2 separate regions of the Homo sapiens genome follow, and region 2 is linked to region 1. The links are chromatin loops, found by intact Hi-C in ENCODE. Cell type or tissue: IMR-90. All regions are shown on one strand. Links, peaks and the distances in the headings refer to the core of each region. The heading gives the core; the rest is flanking DNA.

Region 1 (12,107 bases), core at 1,999-9,998:
TCATTTTATTTAGTTGCATATTTGCTTGTTGTCTATCTCTCCCCACTAGCATTTAAATTCCATGAGAATTAGTATAGAATCTGTCTTGTTCGCTATTGTGCCCTCAACAAAAGGCACTGCCACTAGTACATGAAAGATGTTCCCTAAATATTTGTTGCATGAAATAATATATTTTCATTTCACTAAACCTCAACATCCTCATCTATAAATAGGACTGATATCACTACTTATAAAGATTATAAAATAAGTGATAAGCAGTAAACACAAATTATGCAGACAATATTCAAGAAGTATTAACTTTTATTATCACCATGAATTACAATTTCTACATTATTAACACTGAGAACTAAGTGCCTGGCACAGAGTAGGTTTTCACCAAATGAATGAATGAATGAAAGAATTAATAAGAATTATACTGAGAGATTACAAACAACATGGTTGTCATAAGCTCTCAGAACTAACTCAAAGAAAATACTGCCACAGCCTCTGGGGTACTTTAGATAGATTAATGTCTTCTAAAGCCCCCCTCCTTTTATTTATCTTTTTTTTTTTTTTTTGAGACGGAGTCTCACTCTGTTGCCCAGGCTGGAGTACAGTGGCGTGATCTCGGCTCACTGCAGCCTCCGCCTCCTGGGTTCAAGCAATTCTCCTGCCTCAGCCTCCTGAGTAGCTGGGACTACAGGCGTGCGCCCCCACGCCTGGCTAATTTTTTTTTTGTATTTTTAGTAGAGATGGGGTTTCACCATGTTGGCCGGTATGGTCTTGATCTCCTGACCTCGTGATCTGCCCACTTCAACCTCCCAAAGTGCTGGGATTACAGGTGTGAGCCGCTGTGCCCGTCCCCCGCCCCCCAGCTCCTTTTATGATTCCCTGGACCGTGAATTTCCTGTACCGGATGTCGCAATGCCAAGCCCTGCCAATTCTGGAAGGCTCTGCTCCTTACACATGTGCCGTTTCAGATTCTTACTATTACTGTATGTTCTGATATCCAGGCTCAGCACTGACAGCTGTCCTTCTACCCAGGCCATCTGAAGGAGGCTCAAGTGTAGGGCACCTCACTTTATGGCCACCTTTTTTCCCAGCAGTTTTATCCTTGTGACAAGGACCTAAAACTGAGCATCAACAGCAGCGGTTGAAAGAGAAGCAAACAAAAGTCAGTGCCATATAGAGGTAACGTGCAGCATAAGAAAAGAAAGTTGGGAAAGGAAATGTGGTTGCCACACAGTCAGCCACATCTTCCCTATTCCTCTGTAGCAGCTAATTGTATAAGACGTTGATATCTTTTTTATGCCACCTTCTCCCCCGATTTCTCCACTGGAGCCTCCTGGTGGTGGCAGACCCTGCAGTTTGGGGCAGTCTTGAGTATATGTAACCACAGGAGCAGCTCTTATGTGGGAAGACAGAACACATAGCCTGGGCAAATGGGGGAGGGCAGATTAGATAAAAACAAGTCCATATCACTAAAACCAACTATTCTGAAAGACAATGACTCGATTGTGTTTTCCCTCTAAGAAGAAAACAAATACAAAACCTGGCAAATAAACAGTCTAATTATTAAATTCTCTTAGATTTGAGAACCAAGAAGGCCTCTGAAGCCTATTTACCTTTGTTCTTGTATGTCTGGCACTATTTCTTTTCCTTTTATGAATAAAGAAAATCTGAAATAACACAACATTACCCTTAATCATGTTTGTGCTACAGAAATAACATCTCCTTGAAATACCAGCCTTTGATTCTATGATGCCCTCACCAAACACCACTTCTTGCCAATAGCTGGATCTTTTCTTTATCAAGGGAGTGTTTGAGGGTTGGGGATTATTTCTTTGCTCTTCCTTCCAGTCTCCCTTTCTCTTCCTCTAGCCTTGGGATTTGAGATCTGGATATGTAGAGAATATATTTCCTTTTGCTCTCCAATCTCACAGCAGAGCTGGGATAATAAGAAATGTTTATAAAACTGGCACAAACAAACAAACTGGTTTCTAAAAACTAGAATGTAGGTACCAAGTTGAGCCCATCATAAGATGATTCTGAATAGTATCACCTTCATGCTACATGATATTTGGTCTTATAAATCTTACATGGCATGCAAACATTCCCAAACTCCTTACTCCAAATAATATTTTTATAATTTTATATTTTATAATTTTATAATTTATAATTTATAATATTTTTATAATAGTTTTGGTCATATAGAGTATTGATCATGGATATATATATGTCCATATTGATATCCATATATATATCTCCATATATATGTATCCATATATATATCTCCATATATATGTATCCATATATATATCTCCATATATATGTATCCATATATATATCTCCATATATATGTATCCATATATATGTATCCATATATATATATGTATCCATATATATCCATATCTATCTATCTGTATGTATGTATAGCTGCACCATTTAGAGCACACACAGACACAATCACATTTCTAACAATTGTTTTACTTCTTAAGGAATTTTTTTAGGCCTTTTTAATACACTGAACTGTTTATATTGTCTTCTGATAGGAACTGTTTAGACTGGATTCAAATCGTGGTCAAATTTATACTCTATATTCTTACTCATGTTTGGTCTCTTTAGGAAAAAAATATATACCAAATGCATTGGGTTACAACATCAATGTTTTTCCGTAGTATTACATAGTCTTCAAACATTGTTTAAATGATTGCATTGTGCCGTATATGCTAATAAATACTTTAACAATTCCTTTATAAGTATGTGTTTCGAGTTATCTCTTTTATTAATTATACCGAAATGAAACTCTTCCTATATCTTTTATAATAAATTCTCAGAAATTCAGTAGTCTCATTTATTAGGAGGTGACTTACACCCTTTCTTTACCTTTACTTCATTATTTCTTCCTGTCTTTTCTCAGAGTTGTGTACCTAACTTAAAAGAAGTCAAGGACATGAGAGCTGTTAGTGGGAAATTACAGTGGCAATGTGCTCCTTTGCCACTCGCCCTTGATAATGACCTTCTAATCACATACTGTTTTCAGTCTGCACCCCTCCGCCTCAGAAAACAGGCATTTCTTGTTTCAGCCTTAATGTCTCACATCTTTATTACATTATCTTTTATTGTGTCAGCCTCTACTTCTTATCTGTAGTCACTCAAGATCTTACCTCAAAGAACCCCCTAATGCTAAAAGGACTTGATATTGTCTGGACTTGGTGACATACAATTTAGAGTATACACAGACACAAACACATCTCTAACAGTGCTTTACTTCTTAAGGAAAACTGTAAAGCCTTTCTTTAATTCAACTATTTGTACTGTCTTCTGGTAGGAATTGTTTAGACTGGATTTAAATTGTGGTCAAATTTGCATTCTATATTCCTACTCATGTTTGGTCTCTTAAGGAAAAAAGAAGTAACGACATGACAACCAGTAATTTTCTAATGATCCTAAGTTGAGATCAAAACAAAACAAAGAATAATAATAAACTCTGCCATTTATTGTATTACACTTACTAGAATTATATGTTTAACTTGAGAGTTACCACCAGTTCACAGAAGATTGCAAATAATTTTTTTTTAAATTGCCTACTTACAAGTTACTTATTTTTCTACAAACCAAACAAATACTTTGCAAGTGAATGATGCCAAGATTAGATCATGAAAGTCATAAATTTTGTACAACACAAAGAAAGGATGGCTGCGAGCTGGCTCAATTGCAGTGTCAGACCAGGCAAATCAAGAAGAAATATTAGAACCATTTTGTTTCTGCACTGAACTTGGAAGAGTCATTTCAAATCAAATGAGCAAACATGCATTGAACACCTGCAATGCAACAGGAAATTTGCTAAACACTATGATAGATGTAAAAATAAATATGACTACTTCTGGCCCCAATAAACTCAAACCCAATAAATTTGTGAATGTTTTCAAAAAAATGGTCCTTGCCTTTAGGAACTTTAAATGAAAACTTCTGGCCAATCCTGCCAAAGAGACTGTTATTCCACTTTTCCATTATTTGTTTCTAACAGTCAATGTGCTTGAATTACAGGAGATATGGGTTAACTGGATTAGCTTCTTGGTCATAAAAGTGTTTCTATTATTATTACTAGTTTAGGCAATGGTCATCACACTTATGAGGTGAAAGAAGGGCTTTTAATCTCCCAGTGTGAGTAGGCTTTGATTCTCAGTACAATAAAAATCACCTATATTCTGCACCTTAAAATATGACAAACTAGAGTTTAAAAAAAAATTCTCCCATAAGATACAAATATGTTTTTCAAATATTTATTTTTTAAAATGCACCGCTGAGCTGGTAAGAACATAAGGGCAATTTTCAAGGGTCAAAACCAAACCAAGGAGCAGACAGAATCCAGGTGGGTAAGCCAGACCTGAAGCCTTGGAGGTTCTGATGATATTTACTGATACAAAAATCTAGGACTTTTGAGTTTTTTTAGATACACAGTAGAAAGGTCTGGGCCTAACCAAGCAGTATTCACATAAAGCTAAGACCCACATGCTGTACTATACTATAGCCCAGTGAAACTGAGGCTTCCATACCCCAAAAGAAGTTTTCAAAGCAACTTGTCTGTCTTGGCCTTAGCTCTTGATTGGGATGGGGGAAGAGAGGGAGTAGGCATTTTTTTTTTTTAATTATTTATTATTATTTTTTTGAGATGGAGTTTCGCTCTTGTTGCCCAGGCTGGAGTGCAATGGCGCGATCTCGGCTCACCGCAACCTCCGCCTCACCAGTAGCTGGGATTATAGGTATGCACCACCATGCTCGGCTAATTTTGCATTTTTAGTAGAGACAGGGTTTCTCCATGTTGGTCAGGCTGGTGGAGTAGGCATTATTTTTGATGGAAAAAGAGAAGTAACTAATTAAGAAAGACACTTCTACTGTGGTCTTTAATTGTACTGCGAATATTTTATTTCTTTACCTGTATGATGAATAGGAGGGTGATTATTATATTTGTGTGTCTCTAATATCTCTGAATCAAATAAAAAAGCATAAGTAGCCTGTTACAAATACAGTACTTAACCCTTATTTGCAGTTTTGCCTTCCGCAATTTCAGTTACCCATGCTCAATCACAGCCCAAAAATGTTAAATGGAAAATTCCAGAAATAAACAACTTATAAGTTTTAAATTGTGCACCATTCTGAGTAGCATGATGAAATCTCCTGCTGTCCTGCCAGGGACATGAGTCATCCCTTTGTCCAGTGTATTCACACAGTCTACACTACCCACTCCTTAGTCATTTAGAAACCATCTCAGTTATCAGATCAACTGTCAAGGTGTCACTGGGCTTGTGTTTAAATAACTCTTATTTTATGCGATAATGGCCTGAAAGCTCATGAATAATGATGCTGGTATATTGTTATAATTGTTCCATTTTATTATTAGTTGTTAATTTCTTATTGTGTCTCATTTATAAATTAAACTTTATCACAGGGATGTAGGTATAGGAAAAAACATACTATATGTAGGGTTTGGTACTATTCATAATTTCAAGCATCCACTGGGGATCTTGGAATGTATCCCCTATGGAAAAGGGGATGCTATTGTAAAACCAAAGACATAGATTATTTTTAGATTAAAAAATTCAAGGTATAGCTAATTAAATGACAGGTGAGATTAGAATTCCAGCCTCTCAACACCGAATCCCCTGCTCTTTCTGTACTTTTTAAAAAGAGTGTTTCAAGACCTCCCAGAAGTTTTGTATTTTACTGTGGGATGTGGCTGAGCTCAGTCTCAAGGGTAAGTCATTTTCAGGAAACCTTGTCCCAGACTGGCAAATACTCTGTGTGCTCTTTGGAATAGCTCCAAAACAGGCCATCCACTTTGGTACATCTTTGAATACAATAGTCATCCTGGATCTAGATTAGAAAATCCACTAAGAAATGACTCTCTTGTGTTGGGGTGAAATTTATTGACAGATCCATATGTTTCCTCTGACTATTTAGTTCACAATGACGTTGCCCATTTCTGAATTCTTAGAGCACTTATTATGCATCCTAATCACTTAGATACTTAGTTCCATTCTGCATTTAGTAGGTAAATAGGTTATATCTTCAATGTGACTCAAAGTTCCCCCAAAAAAGAGATTTATTTTGCAGTCCCTACATTGCCAAGAAAATTTAGAATAGGAAGGGATATTATTATCTGCTTGAAACTTCTTATACTACATTTGAGGTAATTTGCCCCTATAAAGTGATTTGCCCCAAATCACACAGTGTATCTGTCAAAGTGTTAAAACATGACACAACCCAATTAGGATAATTCAAGGAGAGTTTATAATGGAACTGTGTGGATAGGATGTAGGGAAACTACATATTATAATGTAGTGCCTCAAGGCTAGTAACAGGTAACTGTGGCCACTCTTAACTGATAAGAATCAGGAGTGTTACCAGAAACTGGAAGGAGAGGGCTATAATGAAGATGCCTTGAGAGGAAAAAGGATCTTCAGTAAGGAAACTCAGCCATCCCCAAACAAGCTCAAAGAGGGAGATTAGGAGGAATAAATAACCTGACATCACTTTTCCATATCCACTCTGGGTACTTCCATTGGTCAAACCCAACTGTAACCTTGAGAACAAAGAAGCCCATTGATAAATCCTATAATAGTTACCCTTCTGGAGCCAAGGGCAAGATGAAGGAGGGTGAGGAGATCTAGAAGGAAAAAGCGACAGTATCTAGGACATTTAGCTTTGGCTGGAATAGAGGTTTCCTAACTCCAACTTTACTTTCAACCAGGACATAACTCACATTGCTCAAAAAATGCTTAATGAATTGAGCTAAGTTTAACTGACTGAAAGCTGCCAAACCAGAAGGAAGGTCTGTGTACCTAATGTTGAGTCAGGGCCCAGTGAGGGTGGGTCTCAGACCATCTCCTACTTTCAGAATTGGAATCAGATCCCGGAACTGTACTCAGAAGCAGATGGGAAACCAGTGTAGTGCCCAGGGCCAAGTGAGTAAATGTTCCAAGCAACCAGACCCACTCAGCATCCTCTTTTGCTAAACAGTGACACAGCCCAGCATATGGCAGGCTGGACACTGTGTGATGTGTAGGACCAGAGCCAAAGATAGAGCTGGGCTGGTTAAAAGAGACATGTTAGTTTTCAGAATTTGAGAGTTACAGATGTGGCAGGTTGAGAACATTCAAGAACCATCATATCCTTTTGCCTATGCCCCAGTTAGATGTGAAACTGAACTTCAGAAGGCAAGAGTGGGATTGAAGGCAGCTTTTCTACACCTCCACTGTAGCAGAGCCCCAGAGTACAAAAGATGAGGAATTCACCTTTTGGGACGGTGAAAAGTTTGCAACCAGGAATGAGATACCAATTAATCCAATATGAACAAAAGATTCTTCCCCAGACCAATCATCAGACTGAAAACACTGGCATTCATGGACCAAGACAAGAACAATGGTGGGGACATTTAAGGTTGATCTAGTAGATGTTTCTCTTTTCTTCTCAAATCTGTGGCCAACACTAACATGTCTATTATTCCTCTTACATATCCCTTGCTGAGCTATTACGATAATCAAGTGAAACACTGAAATAGCACTTTGTAAATCATAGGGCTCCCTACATGACACTTATTACTATTACCCATTGAGGGCTGCCTAAGGGTCCCAGGAAGGGAGACCTATTTCCACCCCTCACTTTGGCTACTATCCTGGAGGAAGGTTCCATTGCTGAAGTCTACATTACAAAGAGAGTTTTGCCATTGCCATTGGGTGGATAAGGTGATGGTGAGTGTCTTCTCAGGAGCCCCAGCTGATTTTTGGGTCAGCCTCCTCCTTTTCATTCCAGGAACTAGGAGCCAGAAGCAGATGAAACTTGACTAATGACCAAGAGAGGTTAGAGAAGGCTGGGAAAAAGTATTTTCTTGCTGCTTCTTCTACCCAGCAAGGCAAGAAGATAGACCCTGTTACTGAAGAATCAGTAGAAGCAGGACAATCAGGACTCTGGGAAATCCTTGGAGAAATCTCAAGGGAGGAAAGAAAATCCTGGAACAGAATAACACATTGATATTAACTACTCTCTGATTAACAGCTAATTATTGCAAATGAGTTTACTGACCTTTTCCCTGATGATTAGGAGAGTGCTGCCATCACAAAGCTGTTAAGCCATGGTATAGGGCTGCGCTGAGCAAACCTGGAGGGTAGGACTTTCCCAAGGAACCAGGGATACCTGGGCAAAATGACCAAGGATATCCCAGGAGGGCAGCCAGAGAAACGTGCCCACTGTGGGCCTGAGGGGGTGTCTATGTTGGACTGGCCAAGCTGACTGAGCAGGTTGTTGGAGATTTGGATACATGGGCCAAAGAAAATAGAATATCCTCATGTGTTATCTTATTTCACTACCTACTAACAGTATGGAATTATCTATATGTTAGTTTTAAGAATTCAAATGTCATATTAAGTTTTCTGAAATCAAATTCTATCAAATAATCCAACAAAACATGTAATTGCCTCTTTGTTAGGGGAAAAAAATTGTCCAGGATGGCTTAGGATATGGTTTTCAAACTGCAATATATAGGTATGTGGCAGTGCAGTGATCTAGAAGCCAATGCAGTGTGTGTGGCATATATTTTTAGAATATAAATTTTATCTAATATTTGAAAGAGGAAGAAATTATTTTCATTTAAAACACACACACACAAGTGCATTAATAAGAGGAGGTCAAAATTCTCTTTTGTTTTTAAGATAAAACATGAGGCTTCAAAGACTTTTTTCTTCCTTGTAGCAAGCTACTTTAAATAACACACAGACCCACACACCCTGGGGTCTGCTCTCCATATGCAGCTACTGTGAGTACTTGGGTAAGAAATTCTGGTGACACACAGCCTTATGTGAAAGCAGAGGGATAAGAAGTAGAAACAGCTGTAAGGTCTTTTACAAATCTAGAAACTGAAGACTAAAAAACACATGTCATATTAATTTTTTTGGTACACTTTATTTAATATTTAACATTTGTATGGCAATATCCTAGATACTAAGGCAAAGTTAAAACTGAATGGTATGTAATTCAGTTGCAAGTCTTCCAGTTTATGAATCAAACCACATTAAGCGGAGTAGTATAGGTTCTTGCTTCCCTCTCTTCTTCCTGCCACACTGCCTCCCCACACTGCCTTCCATCCCAGATACCAACTGAAAAAACTTTCACTCATAAACTATCCTAATTGTTTGTTATTCCAGCAATGACACTGAATCAGTCATCATTTTGGAGAAGAGTGTGACTCCCAAATATTTTGTCATTTCCTATGATTTACAATGAAATTATGATCTGTTCCACCTCAGAAGGTTACATTGTTCATCACAAAAGGCACCTTGTAAATGGAAAGCAGTAGGAGTCAGAGAGAGGCCAAGGCTGAGCAGCAGGCAGCTGGGTGCTCTGCATTCCACTATCTTGGAGGAGTGACTGAGGCCACAGCCCTCGATTGTAGACAGTAGGTTTTACTTTATGTTATTATTAGTTCCCTCTTCTCACTTGGTATATGTTAGAAACATGAAAGTTGAAAATTTGGCAGAGGCAGGGGGTGGGGGAAGAAAGGTAATAATGTTAAGGAAAAATGCCTTCTAACAGAATTTCCAGAGAGAAAATAGGAAGATGTAGCCAGCAGCAAGAGAATCCTTCCCTTCCCAGTTCGGCTCAAGATTTTGTAGCCACAAATCTTCCTCAAATCAAAGCTTCCTATCATCAGGAATTCCAAGGCTTCGTGATAATAAAAAGGACCTCACAAAAAAATACTATACAAGACGTTCTTTCTTTGGAATAATTTCCTGGAGTATTCAAATCAAAGTGCTAGGGGAACATTTCAGAGATTTCCTAGGATATGATAGTGTTTTTCCAATAGAAAACAACATATCATATAGCAAGTCAGTCACATCTTCATGATGCCAAGACATGGTTGAAGTTTTTGGGAAAACAGTAGATAGTATTTCTGCTCCATGTTAACCATGAAGCAATTAAAAAAAATACTGAGGTTTTTCCCCCAGAGATAGCCAAGCAAAATCTTATTTCTTAGAATGATATAATTCTATTGTTCACTGAATCATTTCACACCAATGGCCATACTGGAGAAAATGACATGTATTCTAGAATTAGATTGCCCCAGTCCCACTACTTCTTAGTTATGTGACAACAGATTAAATTTTTTAATCTATTTGTGCCTGAGTTTGTTTAGCTGTAAAATAGGGAAAAGACCATAGACCAACCTCACTCAATAGGTTGTTGTGATGATTAAATGAGGTAATACATGGAAAACACTTAGCACTGTGCTTAAGTGCCAAATAATTAATTATTATGATTATGATTATTGTTAGAAAATTATTTCTCTGAGATTTCACAGTAAGCACCTTTAGTAGCTAAATAATTCCATGTTAGAGGTACATAGTCTTTCCTTTTTCCCATTTCCCATAATTACTCATCTATTTTTATTTTTAAATTTTAATTATTCTCTGTCAAATGTGTTGTTGCTATAATATGCTTCCAACCTTTTCAAAAAGTTTACAGGGTATAAATTATAAATAAAGACAATGATTGCACCTATATCAAGTATCTCATCTATGAGCTTTTAAATGGACTACTTTTACGTCTATATCCCACCCACAGAACAAGAAAGAACTCCTAAATATATATTAACTAGAGAGTAAAACAAAAGGGAATAGAAGAAAACTGATACATGTCATTAAATTGGTCTTATTTGAGATGAATATATTGTGCTCGTTTAACTTTTCCTCAGCCCAGAAATGCACATTTTTTAGAGTCACAGTTATTATAGAAATCCTAGTCCAAGCTAGGCAAAAACCCATGATCTCTAGTGGCATAAATTCAGTGTTCCTCATCCCTCCAAAACAACCAACTTTAGATGCTGCATAAAACAAGATTATAATAATCACGTTTTCTTTTAGGAATGTAACAGTGACATGAAAGATGCAAAGGAATCAAACTGTCAGGGTCTACCTCCAAACCCCTTCCCCTCTTAGCTAGAAAACATGTTACATCTCTCAGACTGGGCTTCTGCCAAATCTGCCATGCTTAGCAGTCTTAATTTCTTCTGCTTCTCAGTGACAAGTGACTGGCACCTCCAATGCTTGCAGAGAGAATTTATCTTTGCATGGCAGGATAATTGTATACAATAAGCCAGGACATGAAACACAGATACAAAATGGCGTTGTGTCAGCATTTTTAGTCTTTCCTCCAACCCTAACTTTGTCACATCACCTTTGCATTGTCTGCAAGTTCTTGGTTGCCGTCACTACGCTAATTCTGGGCAGCTTCTCTCTGCAATCATGTGACCATATAACTCCATTATGTGAGGCTACAGATAATAAAATGCTACTATTTATTAATACTCAGGGATACTTTTCCCCTGCATTTCCTGCATTCTTTCAGTGGAATCTTACCCACAAGTAGATCCCTGATATCCTTTTACTCTCCTAAGGTAAAGGGAACATCATTCCAGTGATAATATCTGATCTCTCAAGCCCTAAAGAAGTTATTTTCTGGTAACATAAAAATGGAAAGATATGCCTAATATAAAATGTTAGGCATATTTTAGGATAATATTAGGCATAATATCCAAACATCAAAACAGAGTGTATTAAATTCTCACTGAGTCATATTTCTGTTTGTGCAACAGTTTTATAAAATTTATTGTCAACTATACATTATTCAATCCCTAATTCTTTTTTAATTGTCTTCTGGACCATATTGCTCTAATATATAAGTAATTTGAGGGTAGGTAGGGTCCATGAATTATATTTCTTATAATAGCCTATAGAGTATTATTCCGTTAGATGTTTAGCAGATCCTTAAAAAATACTCTTTGGAGCTGGGCGCGGTGGCTCACGCCTGTAATCCCAGCACTTTGGGAGGCCGAGGCGGGCTGATCACAAGGTCAGGATATTGAGACCATCCTGGCTAACACGGTGAAACCCCGTCTCTACTAAAAATACAAAAAATTAACCGGGCGCGGTGGCGGGGGCCTGTAGTCCCAGCTACTCGGGAGGCTGAGGCAGGAGAATGGCGTGAACCCGAGAGGCGAAGCTTGCAGTGAGCCGAGATTGCGCTACTGCAGTCAGGCCTGGGCGAAAGAGCGAGACTCCTTCTCAAAAAAA
Region 2 (12,107 bases), core at 1,534-9,533, 140 kb before region 1:
CTGGGACTCTGGAAAGAGAAAATTCCATCATTGAATTACCATTTTATTTGACATTTCATAATGAAATGAGAATGCATAAAAATAGGAAAATAATGCATGTAAATTGATAAAGAAAGAAAAGTATGACATTGTATTTTACAATTCCCCCTTCCATTCTTTGTAACAAAATGCTTTTTTGATTTATTTTTAAATTTTCCATTTGGTGCCAAGTACCTGAGTGTTAGTTATACTGCCAAGAACCTGAGGGTTAGCTACACTCTTCTTTTGAGAACAAATTTGGACTTTAAGGCATCCCAGTAGTTACAGATTAGTGTTTAGCAAAATGTAGGCTAAGAATTATGTCTATCAGAATCACCTGAAGTGCTTGTTAAAAAACATAAATTCTTAAACCACAGTCCTATTTACTAAACTACAATATTTGGATGTGGGGGTCTAGATCTGAACTGTTTTTTTTTTTTTGTTGTTGTTGTTTTAAACGGAGTCTCACTCTGTCACCCAGGCTGGAATGCAATAGCGTGATCTCAGCTCACTGCAACTTCTGCCTTCCACCTCCCAAGTTCAAGCAATTCTCTTGCCTCAGCCTCCCAAGTAGCTGGGACTACAGGCACATGCTACCATGCCCGGCTAATTTTTTGTATTTTTAGTAGAGCTGGGGTTTCACCGTGTTAGCCAGGATGGTCTTGATCTCCTGACCTTGTGATTTGCCTGCCTCGGCCTCCCAAAGTAATCCTCACGCCTGGGATTACAGGCGTGAGCCACTAGGCTCGGCCTACCTCAACATTTTTTACAAGGTTCTTATGGCTTTTACACACACTAAAATTTTGTGTGTGTAAAATTTGGGTTTAAATCACTGATTTAGAAAATCCAGAGAATTTACAATAGGTATAGTTGTTGCAGCCAGGCAAAAAAAGCCATTGATTGATTAATTACTATAGATCCCAAGTTTTTTTCTGATTAGACAGGCTTTGTTTCTTTTTTTTTTTTTCTTTTAATTTGCAGTTTATTGAGTTTTATGTTTAGCCTTAAAAGGTCTTATCTTTTCCAAGATTATAAATAATACTCTTATATTGTTACATTTAAAGTTTTGATTCCCTTGTAAGTTATTTTTGTGAAAAGAGTAAAGGAAACATCCAGTTATATTTATTTTTCAAATGGCTGACCATTATCCCATCTCCATTTATTAATACAAATTAAGAGAATCAAATAATCTACTTAGTCATTTGAAGACTGAGGACCAAGTCAACAAATCAAAATCCAGTTGTGCAACCAATCTCAGAGGTCTTGTTTGACTGAAAAATGATATTGTAAACAGCCTATACCCAAAGTTTGTCAGGATAGTCAAATTAATTTATGAGTGCAGAAAGAGCCTTAAAACAATCACTACCATCAAGATTGTAGAAATGTTTAGGTTTATCCTAAAATCTTTAGTTGCAGAAGAGGAAACCTCCAAATTAAATATTGATACATGCAGGACCATGCTAAGTGTAAGAGACCCTTTTCAGTAGTTGTTTGACTTCTAAGCAGACTTTTGACATTGCTGAATACTCCTTTTCGAAACAGTCTCTTCTGTTGGTTTCTGTGATTTAACATTGTGTACGTGAAGGTGGCTGCACTTGGTGGCTTAACATAATTAAAGTTAATTTCTCACTCATGTTAAGTCCAATAGTGTTTTTCCCCAGGGGATGGGGAAGTTTTCTGGCTTCTTTTGGAGGCTGACATGAACTGACTAGATGGAGAAGAGAGAAATTGTTATGGGAAGATCTTACGTATCAGCTTTGAGAGTGGCGTTTATCACTATTGCTCTCATTCCATTAGTTAGGATTCAATCGTATAGCAATACCTAACTGCCTGGGAGGCTGGGAAATACAGCCTAGAAAGAAAAGTAAGCACGTTGGTGCTCAGTGAACAATCTCTGCTAGACAACTTCACCTTGTTTTCTTTCTCCCTCTTTTATGCTCTTTCTCAGATGCATCTGTGACTTTTTTTCACTACCTAACCCTGAAACATGGATTTTCCTCATGGCTCTGTCCTAAATCTCCAATCCTTTTGGTCTTCAAACTTTCCCTGGGCAATCTCGTTCTTTCACCTGACTTTAATGTGCATCTGTAGCCCCAGGAGCCCCCAAAGCAAAGTCCAGTTGCTACTGAATTTTTATCCGCCAGTGGCTCAAAGGTATGTCAACCTCAAATGTGCAAAAGTGAACTCTTCAGCATCCTGATTCTTTTCTCCTTCCAGCCTTTTTGGACACAGTAAATGGCAACGATCTGTTTCAAACTGCCCAAATCAGAGACCCAGGAGTGCTCCCTGACTCCTCCTACCTTTCCCTTCATCATTGAATTAGTCATTAAGGTCTGATGATTCTAGTTGCTAAATATCTCTTAAATATAACCATTACTCCATGTCCATTTCTGCTATCCTAGTAAAGTCCATCATCCCTTCCCTCTTTTCCTGGTTACTGCCCAAAGTCTTGCTCCCCCTCAATCTACTCTTTATATTGCCACCAAAGTCATTTTTATAAAATTAAATTATTTATTTCTCTGCTTTAACTCTTTCAATGAGTTTTCTGTGCCATCACAATAAAGTCCAAGCTCTCGAATATGATTTATAGTGTCCTCCATGATTTGGTCCTTCTATCCCCTTTCTTGACCTTCAATTCCTCCCCTCTTACTATTTTTCTTTAACATACTGTTTTCTCAAGCATAACATTTTTTTCTCTGGACCTCTGCTCATGTTGTCCCCTTTACTTAGATCTGTTTCCCTGACCCATTTGAAAGTCTAAATACTATTCATTTTTGGGGTTTTAACTTAAACATCACTTCCTTTTGGAAACCTACAAGAATTCCTTAGTTCATACTGATTCATATTAGAAACCTGTAAGGATTCCTTAGTTCATATTAGAAGCCCTGCTTATTCTTCTGTGACACTTTGCAATTTATTGTGTTTTCTTGTTTAAAATGTTTATTTACCCTCACTCTTCTGCACTCTCCAAGAAAGCAGGAGTTGAATCAGTTATGTTTACTGCTTTATCTCCAAGATTCTTACTGGGTATGCAGAAGTTTGCTGGTGAATGAATAAAGTTATTAAGTGAGAAACTCAGCCAGCTACTATCATATTTCTGCAAGTTCTGTGAAACAAATTGTTGCTTATGTGGTCCAGTTAAGTGATCTGTGAAACCGTTTTCCAGAAGTCCAACTTCTGATGGCATCTTCACGTAGCACCTCCAATCACTTTCTTTGACGAGAAGAATAGGATTGCTTTTTGTTTGCACACACTTTTTTGTTTCCATTACTATCAACTCCCTCAACAAACCCAGGCAAAGCTAAGGAGCGATTTCTATAACACTTCCCAGAGGAACACAGTAAAGGAAATCAGAGAGACATCTATGCATTGTTTTTTTCTTTTATCTCCATTAACCTTTTGTGAACCGCAAATTACTTGAGAACAGCTGGGCAAGAGGGAAGAGAGAGCTATTTTGTTTAAAAAAAGATGTGTGAACATAATGACTAATTTGATGCTTTCAGGTTTTATCATCTACAAAGTTACAGTAATTTTCTTAACTTACAATTGACTAGTATAATATTAATCAGGAGACATATTGAGTATGTACATACAGTGAGAAAGGACAACTCTAAAAATGCCAACTGACTTTGGAAAACTTAAATGGAAAAAATGTGTAACTGAGGTGGAAGCTGGCTATTGCCACACCGATCTTCCTTCCAGCATTGAAAAATTTATTCCCCTGGTTATGGAGTGCTCTCTGTTATATTTCATGATTGCTTGGCTGAAGAGAGCTAACCACCCCCAAGGTTACTTCCTTTTCTCAGGTCAGGTTGCTCTACTGACTAGGTTGCCTTGAGCATGTAACAGCCTGGGCCTCTTGACCCAGCTTGAGGCAACTCTTAAAGATTATCCGTTAAATGTGGAGCTTCCCACGTGGTTGGCTGGGGTCTCCATTTGAACACACCACAGCCCACGTTCTCCCTCTGTCCGATAGTGCTTCCTTCTCCCTTCCCACAGGTATCGGTCGTGGGAACACTCCCTAATGAACTTCCCATATGCTAATCTCCATGTGCTGTCTCAGATTCTGTGACACACACCTTCTATACTAGGCTGCAAATTTAGTCTCAGATAGGATTTTTTTTTACTCTGTTATCCACTAACTTCTGGATGGTAAAATTGGAAGAGGAGATATGGTTTGTGCAGCAAGAGGGGCAAGGGAGTAAGATTGGGTTTGAGGATGGAAGTAGGAACTGAAACACAAGGCAGAGGATAGATGGACTCCTAGAAACTTTAGCTTAAGTTAGGTAGAATTATTTAAACTTCCTAGGTAATTTGTAGGTTTTTGCTATGAGAAGAAATCTTTTCTGCTTCTGACCAGTAAAGAGCTCTGTGACTCTTCCCGCAAGTTTGCTTTTTATATTTTGTCTTATACTGCTAGTTTATTGTTTTTTTTAAAGTAGCTTATAACTCAAGATTTTTTAGAGTAGAATCTAGATCTTATGCCTCACAATTTCCACGGTTTCTACCTCAGTACCTTGAATGTCCAAATAGTATAATATAGATAAATTGTTATCAGATAAAGTTTCTTAAAAATAGATATCTACCTAGCTGTGCCTTATTCAATCTAGAACTGAATTTAACTTACTCCTCAGCCTGGCCCTTCCACATTATAACTTTTTTTTATCCCACCTGATTTTAAGATGCTATCAAAACCACTTTTCAAGCTTGGTTAAATAAAATAGCTTTTTTTTTTTTTTATCATCAATACTTCTTTATTTACTGTAATGACTAAATGTAACAATTCCATTATCATATAGAAAGTGACTCCACCTAAAGTTGAGAACCTAGTATGCTCCACGGGCTATGCAGAATACTCTACCTGCAATCTTGAAATACTCTCTGGAGTTTGAAGAAATATGTGCCCAGTGTCTTTTTTTTCTGTTTATTATATTTTATTGTGTTGAATTCTTGTAGGAACCAATTAGACAGATTAGATTAATCTTTCTTAATAAGAATGATTAACAAAAACTCATGCCTTACACTTGCCATGGAACAGGAAGTCAAGTTCATTGTAGAGTCAGTTTTTAGGTCCTGAGCATTCAGTGATGAGACCAGGTCTTGTGGGAGATGGCCGTTCATGCCCGCCTCCTGAATCTTATGTGACATTTTAATTTGCATGACCTGTTTTCATTGCTGTTGGAATTGCTTTTAGTTTGTCAATGAAAGAGTGAGTTAGTTTGTCAGTCACTCAAAGGAAGGAAAGCAGCACAGGAGACCAAGAACCACATCAAGCTAGGAAAGAATAACATAATTAAACACACATGAGTGACCTGGAGAGACTAGAGAAGGGTGTTGTAAATCTTCAAGTAAAAGAATAGATTGTAAGTATGAGCAAGTTTCTCATACTGTGAAGTACAGGAAACTGGCAAAAACTTAGATTAGAAACTTGTCTCATTTCAGCCTTTATTGAATCCCATTATATGTATTCCTTTCACTGTGCTACCCTCCCTGCCCTCGAAGAGGCAACAGTGGGGATAATGATGAATACAAATATGACATCACTACCCTAATGCACTTGCTGGCAGAGGAGGGGACAGAGGAGGACCAATACAATTCTGGAAACAGGAACTTGTGTCTGGGGGAAGTTGAGCTTTCAGTCTCGGTTCTTAAAAGGTTATTTCAGGATATTTCTTAGGAAAAAAATAGGCCCAAATGTTGCTGTTATTGAGTTATCTTTTCCAAATAATCTGCTTAAGAAAATTTTCACGTTTAAGTAGGAGCTTGCCCGAAGGAAATAAAACGTTATCCTCCTATTGATGGCAGGTTTACCAAAACCATATTCTGTGAGCACAACTTTACCCACAAAAGAGGTCAGTCATACCTATATTCCAGTGAAAATGAAATTCCTGTTTCCTGCATTTACTTGTATAACGTGGTGAAAATCACTCCACACTTCTCTCCCTTGTATTTTTACCTGTAGCAAGTCCCTGTGGATCTGAGATGTTTCTACAGCATCTCAGAGGAAGCAAGAGGAGAAAAGGAGGAGAGAAGGGGTGTGGCTGTGAAGTCAATGGCTTCAAGATGCCAGAATCTCAGACCAGACACAGGGGCACACCTATGGAATGTGTATAGGTTTATTTTCTGTTATCTGCCCTTTCTATTAAAAAAATCTTTGAAAAGTAAAGTAGACGGTGACTGTTAGCAGATTGTCCCCCTTTTTTTGAGACCTTACCTTACAAATAATTATTTTCTGTGAATATGAGTCAGTACAGGACAGAGAGCAGAGCCCTTGGATGCACACAGACTCGATTTGGATCCAGCTCGGCCCCTTAGTAGTTGTTATGATAGAAATTTATTATTCAACACCAATTAATTTAGTACCTGTAAATAGCCAAGTCTCGGGTTCCTAAGTTCTGTGTATACAAAGGAAGCAATAGCAGAAGAACTATATTTATTTATAGTCTGAATTGTTTTTGTAAATGTGGATAGATCTCGTTGGGCTTTGATTTGTTTGGTAGGCAGAGAGAATATATTTTTCAGCTGAGGGAAATCAAATTGTTTTAGAATTTAAATATCAGTGATTTAAGTCACTGTTCCCTCTTCCTGTATAATTTTTTTTTTCTGAAATGCAATAGGTCATCTAACCAGTAGATCATACAAAATCCTGTGATGATATTTTTTAAAACACTTTTCAGGAAGCTTATAAAATATGTAACTGGATTACTCAAGTGAAAGTAAGCTGTCAGAAGATGTGGAAGTGAGTCAGGCTGGAAGTAGAGGTAAGAGACGAAAATCACTATAGCAGCAGACTAGGGCAAGAGTCATTAATGCAGCCAACCACTATATTTAATTCTGATCTTCATCATAGACAAGGCCAAAAAACCAAAGGCAGTGAGATATGAAATAAATCTATTGGGGAAAACGTTCTCTTTCCTACTATTAAATCTTATAAGAAACTTATATACGCTTACATGAGACAGAGAGATGTTAAATTTGCTGCATATAACAGGAAAACCCCAAATAAAAATGATTTAAACAAAGTAGCAGCTATTTATTTCATGGGATATAGGGAAACCCAGTGTGCCTCAGGAGTCTTCGTGGTGTCATCACAGACCCAGGCTCCTATTTTCGGATCCATCGTCTTCAAGATTTGTGGCTTTCATCCTCACAGTATCCAGCAGTCCAAGATGGCTGCTGAACTCTGACCATCACATCTGAGTTTCAGGTGGTCAGCAAGAAGAAGGAAACTCCAAAAGTTATTTGTCCCTTCCCATTTAACAAAATTTTCCAGGAGTTGTATGCAACACTTATGCTTCTATTTTATTAGTTAGAATTTAGTCATGTGGCCACATCATGTAAGGGTATAGGCTTGGCTGGGAAAAGTAGTCTTTTTCTGGATAGTAATGTGTAACAGTAAAAATACTTCATAAGCAACTGATAGTCACTGTCACAGACAGGGAATAACAAAATGGATGATGTCTTTAATGATAGTTTTACAGAAAATTCAAATATGGTATTTATAGAAATGCGTTACCAGTGGCAAGAGAACAGAGTCCTGAGGCCACAAAATATTGGTGCATCTGTACTATTTTACTTAGCTCAGGTCTTGGGCATTTCTTCAGGAGAAGTAAATGCTGAAGCTCCAGAGAAATAATTACATATTTAACATGTTGGCTCTAGTTCACTTCCCTAGGGACCAACCAGCTTTTAAAACATGAAGTTCTAATAAGGAAAACATAAATCCAGTTCTTACCCATGAGATGTAATTGATGCATAGTCTTATATTCTTTTGGCCTTCTAACAGGCAATAGCTACACAAAACTTTTACCCGTGGTTTCTGTAATAATTTAATTGTGGAGAAAGTGCTTTGTCCAAAGCAAACAGGTAATCCAGATGTCAGGAGTTCCCCCTAACCCTTTAGGTCTAATGAAGATTGATTTGAGCCCCGTTGTCTGGACTGTGGAAGACCAGAGCCCTTTCCAAGATTACCATGAGCTTCAGAGGGACTCAGGTTCTTATGGTCACCTCTGGTTCTGAACACCTGCTGGTACAAATTGATTTTTTTGTTGTTGTATTTTTTTTTTTTTTTGAGACAGAGTTTCAGTCTTGTCGCCCAGGCTGGAGTGCAATGGTGTGATCTCAGCTCACTGCAATCTCCGCCTCCTGGGTTCAAGCGATTCTCCTGTCTCAGCCTCCCAAGTAGCTGGGATTACAGGCATGTGCCACTACGCCTGGCTAATTTTTAGTAGAGACAGGGTTGCTCCACGTTGGTCAGGCTGGTCTCGAACTCCCGACCTCAGGTGATCTGCCCTCCTTGGCCTCCCAAAGTGCTAGGATTACAGGGGTGAGCCACCACGCCTGGCCCAAGTTGTCTGTTTTTATAGATTAACTTGCTCATGTTGTTCTTCTTGCATACTGTGTGGAGGCTGAGGTAAGACCTGGATATTTTTCTTATTTTCCATACACATAAAAATGCAAATCAAAAGAAAATCTATAACAAAACCAGAAAACTCCCATACAAGGTAATTTGTGGGTCAAGGACTTTCCTGAAATATATCAGAGTAGAAAAGTACATCACATGTACACGGACAATTTTAAACAGTAGACATATTTTGGATAAAATGTCCTTTAGCCACCACGCCATTGGAGACATTTTCTTGGCAGCTTTATTCTCATTTCTGCTTTTGCTAATCCCTTCTTATATGGTTTGGCTGTGTCCCCATCCACATCTCATCTTGTAGTTTCCATAAAATCCCCACGTGTCGTGAGAGGGACCCTGTGGGAAGTAATTGGATCATGAGGGCAGTTACCCCAATGCTGCTGTTCTTCTGATCGTGAGTTCTCACGAGATCTGATGTTTTTATAAGGGGCTTCCCCACATCCACCTCGTTCGGCACTTCTTGCTGCCGCCTGTGATGAAGGACGTGTTCGCTTCCCCTTCCACCGTGATTGTAAGTTTTATGAGTCCTCCCCAGCCATGCTGAACTGTGAGTCAATTAAACCTTTGTTGTTATCACAGGCAGCCAGATTTTGTTGGTGTCATTCCTACATTGAACTACCTTTGATCTATGGCTGCTTTTAGGATTTTAGCAGTGAAAATGAAAGCCCTTAGGAGGCTGAAATTAGATTATGAATGTGAAAGACAAATCACAGTGCCTGCAAATAAGTGCACGGTAGTTATTTAATAAGTGTTAGGTATTGTTACTAAACAATCTTCAATCGATACTGCTTTTCTCATTGAGAGAAATGTTGAGTCTGTTTATTCTTCTGGTGCAGAGTAGTTTTAATTTGAATACAGAGACCTCCAGAATCTGGATTTGGGGACTGAGCCTAAGTCAGGAGTCGTGGTCGGCTGGTTCTCAGGATGTGTCAGTTCTTGAGGTGATTTTGTAGGAACACTGAACTAGCTAGTTCTCTGTTACGGCAATCAGTTTTGAAAATGCAGCAGCTAGCCATTTAAGAATCAACCAGGTGAGCACTGACCATAGTCAATTAACTAATGTAGCGAGAGGGAAAGGTGATAACTATCTTTTAAAGTGTCTAATATCTGACTAAGCTGATCTGACTAATGATAATTTATTTTGAGCTTCACAACCCAAATGAACAATAAAAAGTTACAACCAGCCAACATCTTGAAAATGTCTTCGCCTCTGTATCTTCACTTCTGCCTTGCAAACCTCATCTCTTACTCTCTTCACTAACTTCCTCTCTTAACCTGCCTTCTTTTTCTCCCTCTTCTACATTTATTATTCTTCTGCCTCTTTAGATCCCTTGCTTTAAGTCATGATTTAAGAACTATAGTGCTTTCCTTTTCCTTAGAATTTATTACACATATTCAATAAATGACCAATTTCACTTTTAAAAGTAGGTAGATTGAATATTTTCTTCTGTAAATAAAGCAAACTGTCTAGTTATTTTTTGCACTCAATTGATTTTCCTTGTACAATGTTATTCCTTAATTGAAAATGGCTTATTCTAATGGGTCCAAATGTTTCTCCTCCAGACTGTGTTTTGTTACCTCCCTATAGTTTCTCAAGTTATTTAACCACCATTTCTTGAAAATTTGTTAGATGTTGGACACCAAGACAGATGCTGTAGATTAGATTTGGCTCCCTTCCTCAAGGAGCATGTAGTATATGTGGAAAACAAGACATAAAATACACAATACACAATTTAAAATACTGGTTCAAGACATTATATGTAAACTCCCTACTGTATGTCTTGTTAAGAGGTTTAAAACTTAAATATGCCAGACCCAGGTTAGTGATACAGTTATATTGTCTCTAATCTCCTAACAGCAGACTAAACTATGATAAAAGGCACTTCCCAGTGCTCTTTACAAGGAAAGCAAAACATGGATTCATTTTCTTTTAGAAATAAATCTATAAGGGTGGCACAGTCATAAGTCCTATTAAGCAGTGATATTTTCTCTTTTCTGAAGATTATTACAGTAGATTTTGCCCCATATTCTAGATTCACTATCTCTGGCACTCACTCAAAATAGAGTATCATTTAAAAGAAAGACACTTCTTTCCTTATATATATGACTAATATTTCATCTAAAATGTCATTTTAGATCTAATAGTCAAGTCCCTGGTCTCAATTAGGCGAAGGTAGTCAGATTCTCTATAAAAGGAACTCAAGACAGAAAAAGTAGCTCCTTTTTTTTTAATGTAATAAATGGAAAAAAATACTTTCTTAGGTTACTCACTGGTTGTCTGGGATAGGTAATAAATTATGTAGCCTCAATAAGTCTTAACTAGCAAGAAAAAAGCATCCTTCCTTACTGAAATCTTCGGGGTAGATGAGAGAGGCTGACCACTTTCACCCTGAAGATATGTGTTTTAAACTCATCCTTGCACCTGAGAGGCTCACAGATGTGGCCTCACCTGAGATCACAGGTCAGTGTGGAGAGAGCCAGATAAGGATAGATCAACTTTCATACATCTTTCATATATCCACTTGGATTTCGATTTATTCTATAAAAGCAATTGATTTCTATATGGAGGGCAGGGGCAATATTACAGGGTAGGAGAAGTCATTGTTTATGTATCACAAGCAGTTCTCAAAAATAGTGCTTCCCTGATTTGCTTAACAAAAGGCAGATTCCCAGAGCATTTGAACTACCTTGGGCATAAGGAGAGAGGGAGTTGGGTAGGAGTGGGGCAAATGGAAAGCTAGAGATTATAGGCATTTGACACGTTAAGAAAGATGGTGCAGTAGAATGAAATAGCATGAGGAAGAGAATACTGGCTTGACTAAAGAGAGAAAATAACTGAGAATTTCAGGACCTTTGGTGTAAGGGAGAGCTAGATCTATGAAGGAGCTTGAAACTAAATGGGAATCTATTGTTTAGTGGGCCTGAGATGTTTCTGATTTTGAAGTGTGTGTGTGTGTGTGTGTGTGTGTGTGTGTGTTTAAATGGTAATCAATGCATATTTTCAAATGTTTTCGAGACTTACAAGGATATACAATAAAAGTGCTCCTATAATCACTGCCTCTTAAACCACCCAATCCCAATCTTGGAGGCAACTGATATTACCAGTTTTTTTGTGTGTCCTTCCAAAGATGTTTTATGCATGTATAATATGACTATATTTATTCTCTTCCTTTGCCAATATGGAGGAAAGCTTTTTGAGAGTTACATGCTTTGAATAAGAGAGAAGCTCCAGAGCATTAGAACTGGCCAGAATGCCAACTCATTTTCTTGAGAGATAAAAAGAAAACAGAAAAATAATCTGCTGAAAATGGAGCAATACATACAATAGTTTGAATGAGGGTGACTATTAGATGTCCCTATTTATTTGTATTATGGAATATATTGGGGTATTGTGCCCTGCCTGGTGTTACTAGACATACATTAAAATAGAGGAGGTATAACTTATTAAGGGAGTACCATCTGAATGGCAAGGTAACCTAAGCAAAGGAGGACTGTCCTTTAGAGCTCTGTCACATTATAGTTTAGATAGGTTTTCCAAGATTTATTATGCAATATTCATTTTCAGGACTTCAGGAATTTAATTTCAAAGTTATACCTAGAAAGAAGAAGTAAACGTCTTTGACCTATTGAGTTCTTTTTATCTCTGGTTATGATATAGCCTGTTTTC

Evidence for each region. A loop is a pair of places that touch in the nucleus more often than their neighbours do. Peaks named below come from ENCODE experiments on the same cell type or tissue, not always from the same donor. Only the 100,000 strongest peaks of a DNase experiment are listed, where the experiment ranks them.
Region 2: a loop joins it to region 1, with 2.8 times the contacts of the local background. A loop is called at or near these places in 4 of 110 quality-filtered maps.

Annotation. Positions count from the first base shown.
Region 1 is chr5:41,409,601-41,421,707 of GRCh38, forward strand. The region is part of intron 1 of PLCXD3 (phosphatidylinositol specific phospholipase C X domain containing 3); the gene reads right to left. Among named protein-coding and RNA genes, the nearest start is that of PLCXD3, 95 kb to the right of the region's middle. In IMR-90, for the core only: no CTCF peak of the experiment used is centred there; DNase peaks (open chromatin) are centred at 5,181 and 8,821.
Region 2 is chr5:41,272,480-41,284,586 of GRCh38, forward strand. LOC124900969 (a long non-coding RNA gene) reads left to right here and starts at 8,889. Exons shown (of 3, transcript XR_007058749.1): 1 at 8,889-8,951. In IMR-90, for the core only: no CTCF peak of the experiment used is centred there; no DNase peak of the experiment used is centred there.